Linked DNA regions of Homo sapiens: region 2 is linked to region 1. Evidence: chromatin contacts called from ENCODE Hi-C or POLR2A ChIA-PET data. All regions are on one chromosome and are shown on one strand. Each heading gives the region's core, a stretch centred on a gene start or an enhancer-like site at or near the end of the contact. The rest is flanking DNA. Distances are from core to core; before and after follow the strand shown. Region 1 overlaps RAP1GAP2 (RAP1 GTPase activating protein 2). Region 2 holds the start of P2RX5 (purinergic receptor P2X 5).

Region 1 (6,392 bases), core at 2,187-4,686:
CGTCCAGAGCCATGCACATGGATGCCAGGGGCCGCTATTCACACAGATGAGGACTGGCCCTTTCAGCAACCCGGCCTTCGCAGGCACAACTTGGCCACCATGTCATCAAAGAGCCCAGGCCAAAGGCCCAAGAGTCACCCTACAATCAATCCCACGTCCCACAACACTTACAGCCAGGAGTCCACCAAGTCTTCCCAACCTTGACCCTAAACCATTTCCTTCCATACAGTATAAGCCTTTGTCATCTCTCCTGCATTCCTGTAAATAGCTTCTAACTGGCCGCCTTCCTGCACCTCTTGCCCTGCAACCTGTCCTTGTCACCATCGTTCTCAATGACACCACTGTCAGAGCAATCCCTCTGGCATACACATCGAGCCCCTCACTCTCCTGCCTAAGCGCTTTACCAGCAGCCCACCGTCCCGAGCTCAAAGCCCTTCTGGATCTGATCCAACCAACATCTCCGGCTGAGTCTCCACCATTCCAGCCCCCGTGGGTCCTTCAGCCACAGCAAACCCTCAGGAGCTCCCTCCTGACGTCAGGCTCTGGTTCTTCCTGACCTTTGCTCATGCTGTCTACCATGCCAGATCAGCCCTCCCTTCCCCACTCTTTCCTCCTGGCAGAAGGTTCATCTGATATCAAGATTCAGCTGTGCATGAGCCACCTCCTCCAGGAAGCCTTCCCTGAACACACCCTCTGTCCCCTACAGGCAGAAACAGTCACTATCTGAGCTGTGCTGACCTCCATCCCAGCCTAGTGCTGGCACACTGTACTATAACTATCTATTTAGTAATGACCCCCTGCCCCACCCCCCGACTACCCTGTGTACTCTCCAGGGATAGAAACTGTCTCACTTATCCCCATATCCCAGGGAACAGAATAGGGCCTGACACATAGTAGGTGCTTTAAAAATGACTGATTGGGCCAGGCGCAGTGGCTCACGCCTGTAATCTCAGCATTTTGGGAGGCCGAGGCAGGCGGATCACGAGGTCAGGAGATCAAGACCATCCTGGCTAACATGGCAAAACCCCATCTCTACTAAAAATACAAAAAATTAGCTGGGCGTGGTGGCGGGCGCCTGTAGTCCCAGCTACTCGGGAGGCTGAGGCAGGAGTATGGTGTGAACCCGGGAGGCAGAGCTTGCAGTGAGCCAAGATCGGGCCACTGCACTCCAGCCTGGGTGACAGAGTGAGATTCTGTCTTGAAAAAAAAAAAAGGACTGATTGGCCAGGCGCAGTGGCTCACGCCTGTAATCCCGGCACTTTGGGAGGCTGGGCCAGGCGGATCACCTGAGGTCAGGAGTTCAAGATCAGCCTGGCCAACATGGAGGAAACCCTGTCTCTACTAAAAATACAAAAATTAGCTGGGCGTGGTGGCGCACACCTGTAATCCCAGTTACTAGGGAGGCTGAGGCAGGAGAATCACTTGAGCCCGGGAGGCAGAGGTTGTGGTGAGTCCCAAGATCATGCCACTGCACTCCAGCCTGGGTAACAGAGCAAGACTCTGTCTCAAAAAAAAAAAAAAAAAAAAAAAAGATGGAGGAGCCCTGGATGAGGCTGGCTAACAGGTGGCCCAGCAGTCAGGAGGGAGACCTTCAGAAACCACACTCTCACCTCCAGCTTTGCAAACTTGTCCGACTTGCAGCAGGCGTTCTCGGCATTGGTGAGCTTGGTGAGCAGAAACTCCCTGAATTCCGGGCCCTGGAAGAGACAAGACGGACCTCAGGTCTGTCACTCTCGGCTGTTGCCAGAAGGTCTTCAGCCACAGTGACAGGCAGGCAGAGCCGGGGCCATGGGGAGAACCCCTGAAAAGTCCCTTCCGACAGCGGATCATTTCTAGCCCAGGCCAAGCCCACTTGCAAATATCCCAACAAGGAAACCCGCTTCCCTGGTCCTGGGAAGCCACAGTGGCACTTCCACGACTGGAGCTCATTCCTGCCCAAGGCTCCTTGACCGGGGCTCAACATAAAAGCCCGTCTTTCAGCAGAAAAGCAACCCCAGTGTCAAACACCCTGACAAGTGGTCCTATGCTGGGCCAGACTGGCAGCATGAAAGAGGTGGGGAGAGACCCCAAGAAAGGAGGTTCCCCCCAAAACCTGCAAAAGGAGCTCCCTAATGTTCCCAGCCTGAATTTGGCTCCATCCCAACCATTGCTACTCAAGCACTGAGACCTGGCATCGTGGATGCGAGAGGGGCAGAAGGAAGAGTGTCCTACCTTCTGGAAAACGGGGGGACTGGGCAGAGGTGGACCAAAGGTGGGCACATCTTCCCGCGCAGTGACAGAGACCTGAGTGAAACAGAGTCATGGTACGGACCTGGAGGGAAGAGACGAGCGCTGCCCCTACGGGAGCCACGCTCCTTACAAAGCTACTCACCTTCTCCCTCCTCCTCTTCCCAGAACACAAACAAAATACTCCTGTGAGCATCGCCAGCACAGGCCCTGACCCTGTTCCTAGAAGTGGGGCCGGACGGTGTGGGGCCATCCGCAGCCTCTCATCTGCATTCCTGGAGGCCAGAAGCAGGTTTGGCAAGATGACTGGACAGGGCTGGGACCCTAATTTTAATGCCATACAAGTGCCCGGGAGATGGCATCTCGTGACCTCATTCGACCGTGACGCTAATCCTACTGAGAAGGCACAGGGAGAACTGTTCTCCCTGATGAGGAAACAGATGCCCAGAGACACACAGAGAAGCCCCCAAGTCCCACAGGTGATTAGCCGCAGAGGAACAGAGCATCCAGACCTCTCCCGACCCGTCTCTGGGGTTCTCTTCCCAAGCCTGACTCCTCAGCTCGGCCATAAATCAGAATTGCTTCAAAATTGCTTCAGGTGTTTAAAAATACAGACTGGGTTCATGGGCTCTGGCCTAAACCTGCCGAATCGGAAGGGTAGGGCCCCCCGGAAACTCTCGTGCAGCCGGTGGACCCGTGTTCGGGAGCCCTGGCCCCACACACGGGGTCAGCCAGTCCTAGGCCCAGGCTAGGAACTGAGGGTGGGGCGCGCACCTCTGGCACCCTGAGTGAGACTGAGCTTTAGAGTGACGGCCTCGAGGTTCGCTGCATGGGGGTCGCCCAGGCGTGGGACGGGCCCCACACCCCGCCTTCCCTCTGCACAGAGGTGCCCTGACTTCACCTATTCTCAGCCCACGAGGCTGTGAGGCTCTCGGGAGACTGCCCTCCCTTCCCTACACAGCCGCTGACGTGAGCCCAGCCCTGGCGTGCTGCCAGCCTCCCCGGCCTGTGAAGTGGAGCAGATGCAGAGTCTGCCAGGCCGGGTGAGCAGGCAGCTGGGCACCGAGCCAAGGAAAGGCCCTGCCAGAGTCCGGAGGGGAAACGGAGCGGGAGAGAGCTGGTCAATACGGGCTTTCTCTTCTCAAGCTCCAGGCTGTCTGCCCAGCCCAAACTGCAGTGCCCCGAGTCAGGAAATGGTGCGCGTTCGGCTGACGTGATTTCTGGCTGGGCTCCAGCAGCTGAACCCGGTTCCCTACCACCACCCACCAGGCACCGGTGGCCCAGGTCAAGAATTCAGTCACAGAGCCAGAATCAGGGGTGGGGGTGTGGGAAGGCTATGGGGAGACTGCAGACCGTGGGCACCTGGGACAGAGGCCAGAGGGCAGCCCCAGCTCTGCCCTTCCCACCCCACTCCCCCTCCTCCTCCAGCCTGCATTAGAGTGGTCTGTGCCGACCGTGTAAGTGGCTTCAGACACATCCTCAAGTCCATCCAACCCTCCAGCTGGACAGTCCCACAGCAGAGCCCTGTGGGCCACACGGAGGACAGGGCCCTTCCTTGCGACGTGCGTTCACCTTCCATCCTCATTGTGCGCCTCTCTTGACCCCATTCCAACCAGGCGGCCAGGCCTTTGTTGTTCCCCCCTCTTGGGGACATCTGGGTCACTGGACTGAAAGCAGAAGTTGCCTGAACACAGCCCCACCTTCCTGTTTTCTAAATGCAGCGAGGGCCTCCAGCGAGGGCTTGGAGGGAGGGAGAGAGGCAGATGCAGGTGACTCTGGGGAAGGGACCTGCATGGCTGGAAGGAGGAAGGAGCTTGGTGTGGGTCATGAGGATGCACTGGGAACCTCAGAAAGCTTCAAACGTGACAAAGGCCCCACGCCCAAGAGTGGCCTGGGAGCCGCGGTGGCACACAGAGCATCGTCCGAGCAACAGACAAGTCGTGACGGGAAACGGGGAGGGGGCTACAAAGACAGGGCCCTCCCCGGCGGTGGGCTTCACCTGAGATTCCTGACACCTTTGAGGACTTCCGGAGAGGGAGGCAGGGATAGGGGGGAGGGAAAGGGGTAGTCCTGGTGATGGCTGAGCTGGACTTTCCTTCCAAGCAGGCAGGATGAGGACTACACTCATTTCTGAAAAATAATCCAGAGTGATGCTTCGTGCACACCCGACTCCGTGGAGCCAATTTCTCGCCTGCTCTGATGGCTCAATGACCAAGACCGCAAGCAGACCCAGACAGGACCTCAGCCACAGCTCCCTGGCTCTGTGGCCTCAGGCCTTAAGTGGGTTCAGCTCTCAGCTTCCATTTCCTCCCTCTAGCGAGAGGTCTTGTCTCACCAGGGGCTTGTCAGGATTCAAGACTGTGCGTCTAAGGACCCAGCACCGTGCCTGGCATGAGCAAGCAGCTGGTAAGGGGTAACCACTGTCGCCCAGTGGCCTTTTCACTTCCCCTGCTGACCTGCACCCAGTAAAGGGCTCCTGAAATAGAGTTTCCCCAAAGCACCTTGCAACCCACCACACACACACACACCCAAGCACGCCTCCTTCCCTCCCGCAGGATGTCAGGGCTAGCAGCCTGCAGGTGTCTAATCCAACTTCCTCATTTCACACAGACAAAACTAGAGGCCCAGAGAGGGAAGGAACAAGGTCACGCAGCAGAGGCAGTGCCAGGACCAGAACCCCAGGCAGCCCGGCCCCTCCGTGGACAGAAGAGGACCCCTTCCTGCACACACCCAACCCTGTCCCTCCTTTATACTCTTCTTTCTTCAGCTCACCCTCCCCAGTGGAGGCCTCCTGGGGCTTACTCAGTCCCAGAGGAAATCTCAGCCTTCTTTGCCACAGCCCCTGAGCCTGCAGGGGCCAGCTAAGGTCCTGCTTCACCCAGGCCCCCTGGGGGATCTAACCGGGTCCTCCTCGCAGTCTGCTAATTACCTGGGGTGCTGCCGGGAGTGTGGATGGACAGCGCTTTGGGGAGTGCCTTGGAAGGCTGGTCCCCCTCCCTGGCCTCATTCACACGTCTGGCCTTCCAGCCTCAGTGTCTGCCTGGCAGGTGGAGTGCACGATCAAGGTACCACAGCCTGCTCCTCCGGGAAGCCCTGCCCCCCTGCTTCTCATCACCCCTCTGAGGACAATGCTGTGCTTTGTGGCTTAGAAGAAAGAGTAAAGACAGCCAGGCATGATGGTTCACGCCTGTAATGCCAGCACTTTGGGAGGCCGAGGCCAGTGGATCACAAAGTCAGGAGTTCAAGGCCGGTCTGGCCAACATGGTGAAACCCCGTCTCTACCAAAAATACAAAAATTAGCCGGGCATGGTGGTGGGTGCCTGTAATCCCACCTACTCAGGAGGCTGAGGCAGGAGAATTGCTTGAACCCGGGAGGCAGAGGTTGCAGTGAGCCAAGATCACACCACTGCACTCTAGCCTGGGTGACAGCGAGACTGTCTCAAAAAAAAAAAAAAAAGGAGAAGAAGAGTGGGTAAAGACTTCTAGCACCACAGCTGGAGGTGGGGTGGCGCTTTTTTGGATCTCTGATTTTTCTCTGTATGAGTGCACCACTCGGCTAAGGTCTCGGGAAAGTGGAGAAGCTGGTTAGCTGAGATGCATTTCCTATTGGGAAAGAGAAGCAAATGCTAAACGTCTACAGGAGGCCTCGTTCTGCCAGAGGGTCTGGGAGCCCTCCTATCACATGGCTTCATTCCAAGGATCCTTCCCAGTAGTTCTTCCTCTTCAACTGTCTATTAAAAGAAGCAGTTGAGTAGTTCAGCTGCCCAGTGGCTGACCTGTACTCCCTGCTTCTTCTATCCCTTCTCCGGCATCAGGAAGGCCCTGAGGCTGATCTTGTTACCTCCACGAGCCTCACTTCAGCCTGGTGCTTGGACCTGCACTCCCTGCTTCTTCTGTCCCTTCTCCGGCATCAGGAAGGCCCTGAGGCTGATCTTGTTACCTCCACGAGCCTCACTTCAGCCTGGTGCTTGGACCTGCACTCCCTGCTTCTTCTGTCCCTTCTCCGGCATCAGGAAGGCCCTGAGGCTGATTCTGTTACCTCCACGAGCCTCACTTCAGCCTGGTGCTTGGACCTGCACTCCCTGCTTCTTCTGTCCCTTCTCCGGCATCAGGAAGGCCCTGAGGCTGATACTGTTACCTCCACCAGCCTCACTTCAGCCTGGAGC
Region 2 (6,392 bases), core at 1,481-3,980, 690 kb before region 1:
TCATGCCTCACCAGTGGGTCTGGATCTAGTCTCTGAAGCTGTGCAGTAAGGGACCCCGTAAGGATGGGCCTGGTCCTGTCCCCGAGAGCCCTGTCCCCTCTAGATGCCCCTCATGTGGTCTCTAAAGCTTCAGGACAGTTCCGTCAGAAGTTGCAGCCTGGTCTTGGCTGTGCCGTGGGGAGTTCAGGAGGGGCTGCCTGTACTGGAGGGGAAGTCAGAGCAGAGCCCTTCTCTAAAGCCACAGTGGCAGTTAAGACAGGACATGGAGGGCAAGTGCCTGGCAGTTCAGCCTCTCCAGTAGCACACAAAGGTTTGATGAATCAAGAACAGCAGAGTGCCTGGGACTGGGGCTAGTGGTAGGCTCTGCTCTGGGGCCTCACTTACTCACCCCTTCCCTAATCACCCCAGAAAAATGAAGGTCCTGGTCTCTAAAGACCCCTTCAAAGAACAAACAGGCCCTGGAACAAAACCTGGAACTCCCTTGGGGAGTGGAGAGACTCAATGTGGCACCATCTCTGTGACACTCATGTTGTCCTGTGCTGGGGTTGATGGGCAAGCTCTTCTCCAGGGCAGATGCAATTCAGGCGACTCCTGTGAGACTCTGAAAGTCCACCTCCCCTCTATACCTTACCCTGGAGCAGCACTGTCAGGGTGACGGGCATCTTCTTAGGGGTGATGTCACTCGGTGGCGGCTGCTTTAGTGAGCATTGGAGTGCTGTGTTAGCAGGGGGCTGAGGAGGAGGCTGGCAGGAGAGCCAAGATGACTTCAGCCCCTAAAATTCGCAGTCATGACTGGGGCAGGGTGGAATCGAAATGCCCTCCCTGTTGAAAAAAAAAAAAATCAGGGCCAGGTTTGTCCACTCATTCAATAATATGTCTAGAACTATTATGTGGCAGGCACAGGGACATACAGAGATGTCCAAAGGCATGGTCCCTGCTCTCCGGGAGCTTCTGGTCTTAGCATGGGACACAGTCACTAAGTCAACGAGATCCTACTGGATAGTGACAGGTGCTCTAAGGGAATAAGATGAGATAATGGGATAGAAAGTGGCTGGGCTGGGACTGGGGGCTACTTTGGGTGGGCAATAATAACAGGCCTTTTTGAAGAAATGGCAGTTGAGTTGAAATGGATGAAAAGATGCAAAGATCCACGCTTTCCCAAATGACAGTTTGAGAGCAAAATACAGGTTCCCAGCCCCATCTTAGATTTCGTGAATGAAAATTTGAGGGGCAGGGCCTAGGAATTTGCCTTTTTTTCTTCCACATGATTCCCATGCACTTTGAAACTGGACACCTTCCTTGGGGCTTTTACTTTAGAATCACACTGATGAATTTCAGGGTACCTTCCAGTTCCCCGAGTCTGTGGCTTAGGGAAGGGAGCCTCTTTGTGTGTGAAAGCCAGGGGTAGGGAGAGGAGCAGGACTGCTTGTGGTCAGACTGCAGGATGCAGAAAATAAGCGTGCGCAGCTCCTCACCACACCGCGCTCACCCAGGGCCCTGCGTCTTTGGCTGTCAGGAGTTCTAAACCTGCCCCCCCGGAGGCCCTCCCTCATCCCACTCCCACTCCTGTTGAATTCCACATACTGAGAGGGTTGCAGTCATAGCTGCATGGATCAGTTCTATTTCTTGTGCGTTGGGAACCATTCCAAACAGTTGGTACATGCGCACTCTCCAGGCATATTTTTAGGATCCTAGGGTGGGTTGCCTGTGTCTCCCCGCCCCCACCCCGTCTGCCCCCCACCCCCGCACCATCCGCCCTGAGTGTGGGAGGGAGGTCTTCATGCTGCCGGCACTCGGGACCTGCCTGACCACCGACTCCGCCGGAGTGTGGGCTTTTAAACCTGCAGCAGCTGCTGCAGTAGAAACGCGCATTAGTCGCAGCAGACACAGGCAGCCTCAGGTGGGACAAGTCTTGTCTCTTCCAGCCTGTGGGGGAGCCACGGCTTCCCCCCCACAACCACCCCCTGCCCACGGAGCAAGAATGTATCTCCCTGGCAGGAGACCTGGCGCGAGGTGAATGGAGAAACCTGTTGTGTCCCCTTCCTTCCTCCCCTGGCCTCAGTTCCCCATCTATTCAATAGGAAGAACCCTTTGGGATTTCTTTGCGAGAGAAAGGGGAGTTTTGCTTTAAACGGAGCTCTTCCCGGCCGTGCGCGGTGGCTCACGCCTGTAATCCCAGCACTTTGGGAGGCCGAGGTGGGCGGATCACCTGAGGTCAGGAGTTCAAGACCAGCCTGGCCAACATGGTGAAACCCCGTCTCTACTAAAAATACAAAAATTATCACGCCTGTAGTCCCAGCTACTTGGGAGGCTGAGGCAGGAGAATCGCTTGAACCCGGGAGGCGGAGGTAGCAGTGAGCTGAGATCGCACCACTGCACTCCAGCCTCGGCGACAGAGCGAGGCTCCGTCTCAAAAATAAATGAATAAATAAATTTAAAATAAAATAAAAAGGAGCCCTTCCCCCTTTCACTTCCTCTCCTCCGCGATCGCTGCTTTCAGCTGGGCAACAGCACAGGGCGGTCCTGCGCATCCGGGGGGCTGCGCTCCCAGACCGGTGGCTGGGGAGTAGGTTGCAGGGGTGTCACTGTGTCAGGGGAGGAGGAGGAGGAGGAGGAAGAAGAGGTAGCGGCAAGGTCGCGGTCTGAGGTTCCGGTGCTCGCCGCCGCCCAGCTCCCAGCCGAGGCTTTCTCAACCGCGTCAATAAAAGGCCGCCCCGACCCGCCCCCGCGCCCCGCAGCCCTGCCGGACACCCCGGGCTGCAGCTGAGCGGGCGCAGACGGGCCGAGGCGGGCGCCGGGCGCGCAGGGACCGAGGGACCGAGTGCTCCCCATGAGCGCACGTGGGCCGGGCGGTCCGCAAGCCCGGCTGAGAGCGCGCCATGGGGCAGGCGGGCTGCAAGGGGCTCTGCCTGTCGCTGTTCGACTACAAGACCGAGAAGTATGTCATCGCCAAGAACAAGAAGGTGGGCCTGCTGTACCGGCTGCTGCAGGCCTCCATCCTGGCGTACCTGGTCGTGTAAGTTCTCCGCGGACTTTTGGGAAGGCGGGGGAGGGGCAGGGCGGGTGCCAGCCGCCGCGTCCTTCTCCAGGGTCCTGGAATTCGCAGGCGTGCACGCGGTTTTCCCGGTAGCTGGGGGTCTGTGAGCCTGCTTGCTGTGGGGGTCCTCTTTGGGTCCTTGGGTGTAGGAGTAGGGTGTAGAGAGGGGGCTCTCCACTCCCCCACTGGCGCTAGAGGTGATGAGAGGTGGGCAGGGGCCTTCTGGTTTCCTCGATTTATCAGGCTTTCCCTGCAGCTGCTTCTCCCAGAGTCGGGTCCCCACGTGTTAGGGCCATGGGAAGGGGGCAGGGATGCCAGGGGGCTGGGTGGCAGCTGTCGCCCCAGGAGCCTCCCTGGGCCTTGGCCTGGCAGCTGACCCAGGCGCCGGCAGGTTATTTATAATCACAGGGTGTCACTGCCTACTCAGAGCTGGAGAAACTCATCAGCCCGGCATGTTCCTGAGCTCCCTTCCGGTCAACTTGCCCCACCCGCGGCCAGCCTCTCTGGTGTCCAGCTGGGGGTCCTGCCCAGAGGCCTCTATCTCTGCACCCAGCTCGGCCATCCCCTTCCCCCATCCTCATGCCACCTGGCAGGAGCTGGCGCCACAAAGCCAAAGAGGCAACTTGTGGAGGCTGCTCTGCCAGGCGCCTTCAGAGCCCTGACCCCGGGGTGGGTCGGGGGTGAGCAGGTGGAGGGGAGAAGCAGCGCTGGACAATGGGGATGCGCCTCATTCCACTCGTTCAGTAAATGCGGTGGAGTTCCTCCTGCTTCCTCCTGGGAGGGCAGCCCTGACGCCTGGCTCTCCCTCGGAGGTCCAGCAGTCCGCGTTCTCTGAGCTGCATCCCCAGGCCCCTGGCCGCCTCCCACCTGAGCGGCCTCGTAGGCGCTGTGCTGTTGCTCAGCCAGGCCTGCCCGTCCTCCTCCACTCCCTTAGCATCCACTCAGCCCCCAGATCTGGGCTTTCCAGTAACTCCCTCTCCCTTCCTCCCTGGCCTTCCCACAGTGTAATTATTGGGCTTATTTGGGGGATCATTTGCCTGATGTCGCTGTCAGTCCGGGAATGCCCTGAGGGTGGGGCCCCAGCAGCACTTAACTGCTTAGGGAATAGATGTGAAATGAACGCATGAATGAATAAATGGAGTTGCTTTTGCTTGAACAATAGAAATTTAATTCTCGCAGTCCTGGATGTGGAAATCTGAGACGAGGGTGGTAGCATGGTTCGGGGTCTCAGGGGGGGCTCTCTCCTTGGCTTGCAGATGGCCACCCTCTCGCTGTGTCCTCACATGGCAGGGAAAGCAGGACATATTTAACTAAGTACAAGTATGAAAATTAGGAAATTGGCGGCCGGGCGCTGTGGCTCATGCCTATAATCCCAGCCCTTTGGGAAGCCGAGGTGGGTGGATCACCTGAGGTCAGGAGTTCGAGACCAGCCTGGCCAACATGGAGAAACCCTGTTTCTACTAAAAATACACAACAATTAGCTGGGCATGATAGTGGCGCCTGTAATCCCAGCTAATCGGGAGGCTGAGGCAGGAGAATCTGTCTCTATGGATTTGCCTATTCTGGGTATTTCGTATAAATGAAATTGTATAGTATGCGGCCTTTTTTTTTTTTTTTCTGGCTTCTTTCACTTGGTGTCATGTTTTCAAGGTTCACCCATGTTGTGGCATCTATCAGCCCTCCATTCCTCTCTGTGGCTGATACTATCCTGCCGTGTGGGGCTGCCACATTGTGGTCATGCATTCATCAGCTGATGGACATTTGGGTGGTTTTCACACCGCTGAGTGTAGTGGCTCATGCCTGTAACCCCAGCACTTTGGGAGAGGAGACCGCGGTGGCTGGATCACTTGAGGTCAGGAGTTCAAGGCTAGCCTGACCAACGTGGTAAAACCCCGTCTCTACTAAAAATTCAAAAATTGGCTGGGTGTGGTGGCGAGCGCATGTAATCTCAGCTACTCGCACCAGTGCACTCCAGCAGCCTGGGCAGCAGAGCAAGACTGTCTCAAAAAAAAAAAAAGAAGAAGAATGCTTCTGAGAACATTCATGTACAAGTTTTTTGTGAACATGTTTTCAATTTTTCAATTTTTAATTATTATTATTATTATTTTTGAGATGGAGTTTCGCTCTTGTTGCCCAGGCTGGAGTGCAATGGCATGATCTCAGCTCACTACAACCTCTGCCTCCTGGGTTCAAGAGATTCTCCTGCCTCAGCCTCTGGATTAACTGGGATTACAGGCATGGGCCACCATGCCTGGCTAATTTTTGTATTTTTTTAGTAGACACGGAGTTTCACCATGTTGGTCAGGCTGGCCTCGAACTCCTGACCTCAGGTGATCCACCTGCCTTGGCCTCCCAAAGTGCTGGGATGACAGGCGGGAGCCACTGTGCCTGGCCATGTTCTCAATCTCTTGGGAATTTTCTGGCTTATCTGGTAACTCGATCCTTAACCTTTTGAGGAACTGCTAAACTGTTTTCTACCATAACTACCTCATTTTACATCCCTATCAGTGATATACGGGGGTTCTAATTTCTTCACAACCTCATCAACACCTGTTATCTGTAGGGTTTTTAAAAAATGATAGCCATCCTAGTGGAAGTGAAGTGGTGTTTTATTGTGGTTTTGATTTGTATTTCCCTAATGACCAATGGTGTTTGTCATCTTTTCATATGCTTAATTGGGCATTTGTGTATCTCTCTCTCTCTTTTTTTTTTTTTTTTTTGAGAAATGTCTATTCAAATCCTTTGCTCATTTTTAAATTGGATTATTTGGCTTTTTATTGTTAAATTATAAGAGTTTTTTGTATCTTCTGGATACTAAACCCTTACCAGCTACATTATTTCAAATGTTTTCTCCCATTCTGTGGGTTGTCTTTTCACTTTCTTGAGAGTGTCTTTTGATGCATGAACATTTTAAATTTTTATGAAGTCCAACTTACCTATTTTTTCTTTTATTGCTTGCGTTTTTAGTGTCAACAAGTATGGGATTTGTACTCTTATTTCATTTTTTTGTTGTTGTTTTTGAGGCTGGGTCTCACCCTGTCACCTGGGCACAATCATGGCTCACTGCAGCCTCGACCTCCCAGGCTCGAGGGATCCTCCCACCTCAGCCTCCCGAGTAGCTGGGACGACAGGCTGGTGCCACCATGCCTAGATTACTTTTTTGTTTTTCATAGAGATGGGGTCTCACTGTGTTGCCCCGGCTGGTCTCAAACTCCTGGGCTCAAGCGATCCTCCTGCCTTGGTCTCCCAAAGTGCTAGGAGTACAGGCGCGAGCCACCGTGCCTGGCCTGTACTCTTATTTTGTAGAATGCCCCTCAGTTTGGGTTTGTTTGAGGTCTCCTCGTGATTGGTTTCA

The links. Hi-C counts contacts between places; a loop is a spot of excess contacts on that map. ChIA-PET counts read pairs that join two places held with the same protein, here RNA polymerase II (POLR2A). Pooled maps may share reads with other maps.
Region 2: a loop to region 1 is called in a pooled map, with 18 times the contacts of the local background. The contact joins the promoter of P2RX5 here to the enhancer-like site in region 1. A Hi-C loop is called at or near these places in 4 of 50 pooled maps. POLR2A ChIA-PET finds 5 or more read pairs at or near these places in 2 of 52 experiments (PC-9 and activated B cell).

Annotation. Positions count from the first base shown.
Region 1 is chr17:3,001,260-3,007,651 of GRCh38, reverse strand. RAP1GAP2 (RAP1 GTPase activating protein 2) reads right to left here. Exons shown (of 25, transcript NM_015085.5): 15 at 2,212-2,283; 16 at 1,611-1,697. Among named protein-coding and RNA genes, the nearest start is that of RAP1GAP2-AS1, 39 kb to the right of the region's middle. RefSeq lists enhancers at 3,684-3,733, 3,904-4,033, 4,944-5,113. Within about 2 kb of position 3,436, at least 37 of the 41 ENCODE cell types and tissues checked have a DNase peak (open chromatin) inside an H3K27ac peak, as active enhancers do; they include PC-9, where a contact is called at or near this core.
Region 2 is chr17:3,692,493-3,698,884 of GRCh38, reverse strand. P2RX5 (purinergic receptor P2X 5) reads left to right here and starts at 2,730. Exons shown (of 12, transcript NM_002561.4): 1 at 2,730-3,016. The coding sequence starts at 2,880. P2RX5-TAX1BP3 (P2RX5-TAX1BP3 readthrough (NMD candidate)) reads left to right here and starts at 2,481. Exons shown (of 15, transcript NR_037928.1): 1 at 2,481-3,016. RefSeq lists a silencer at 2,501-2,860 and enhancers at 2,981-3,030, 3,143-3,659, 4,630-4,679, 5,080-5,129.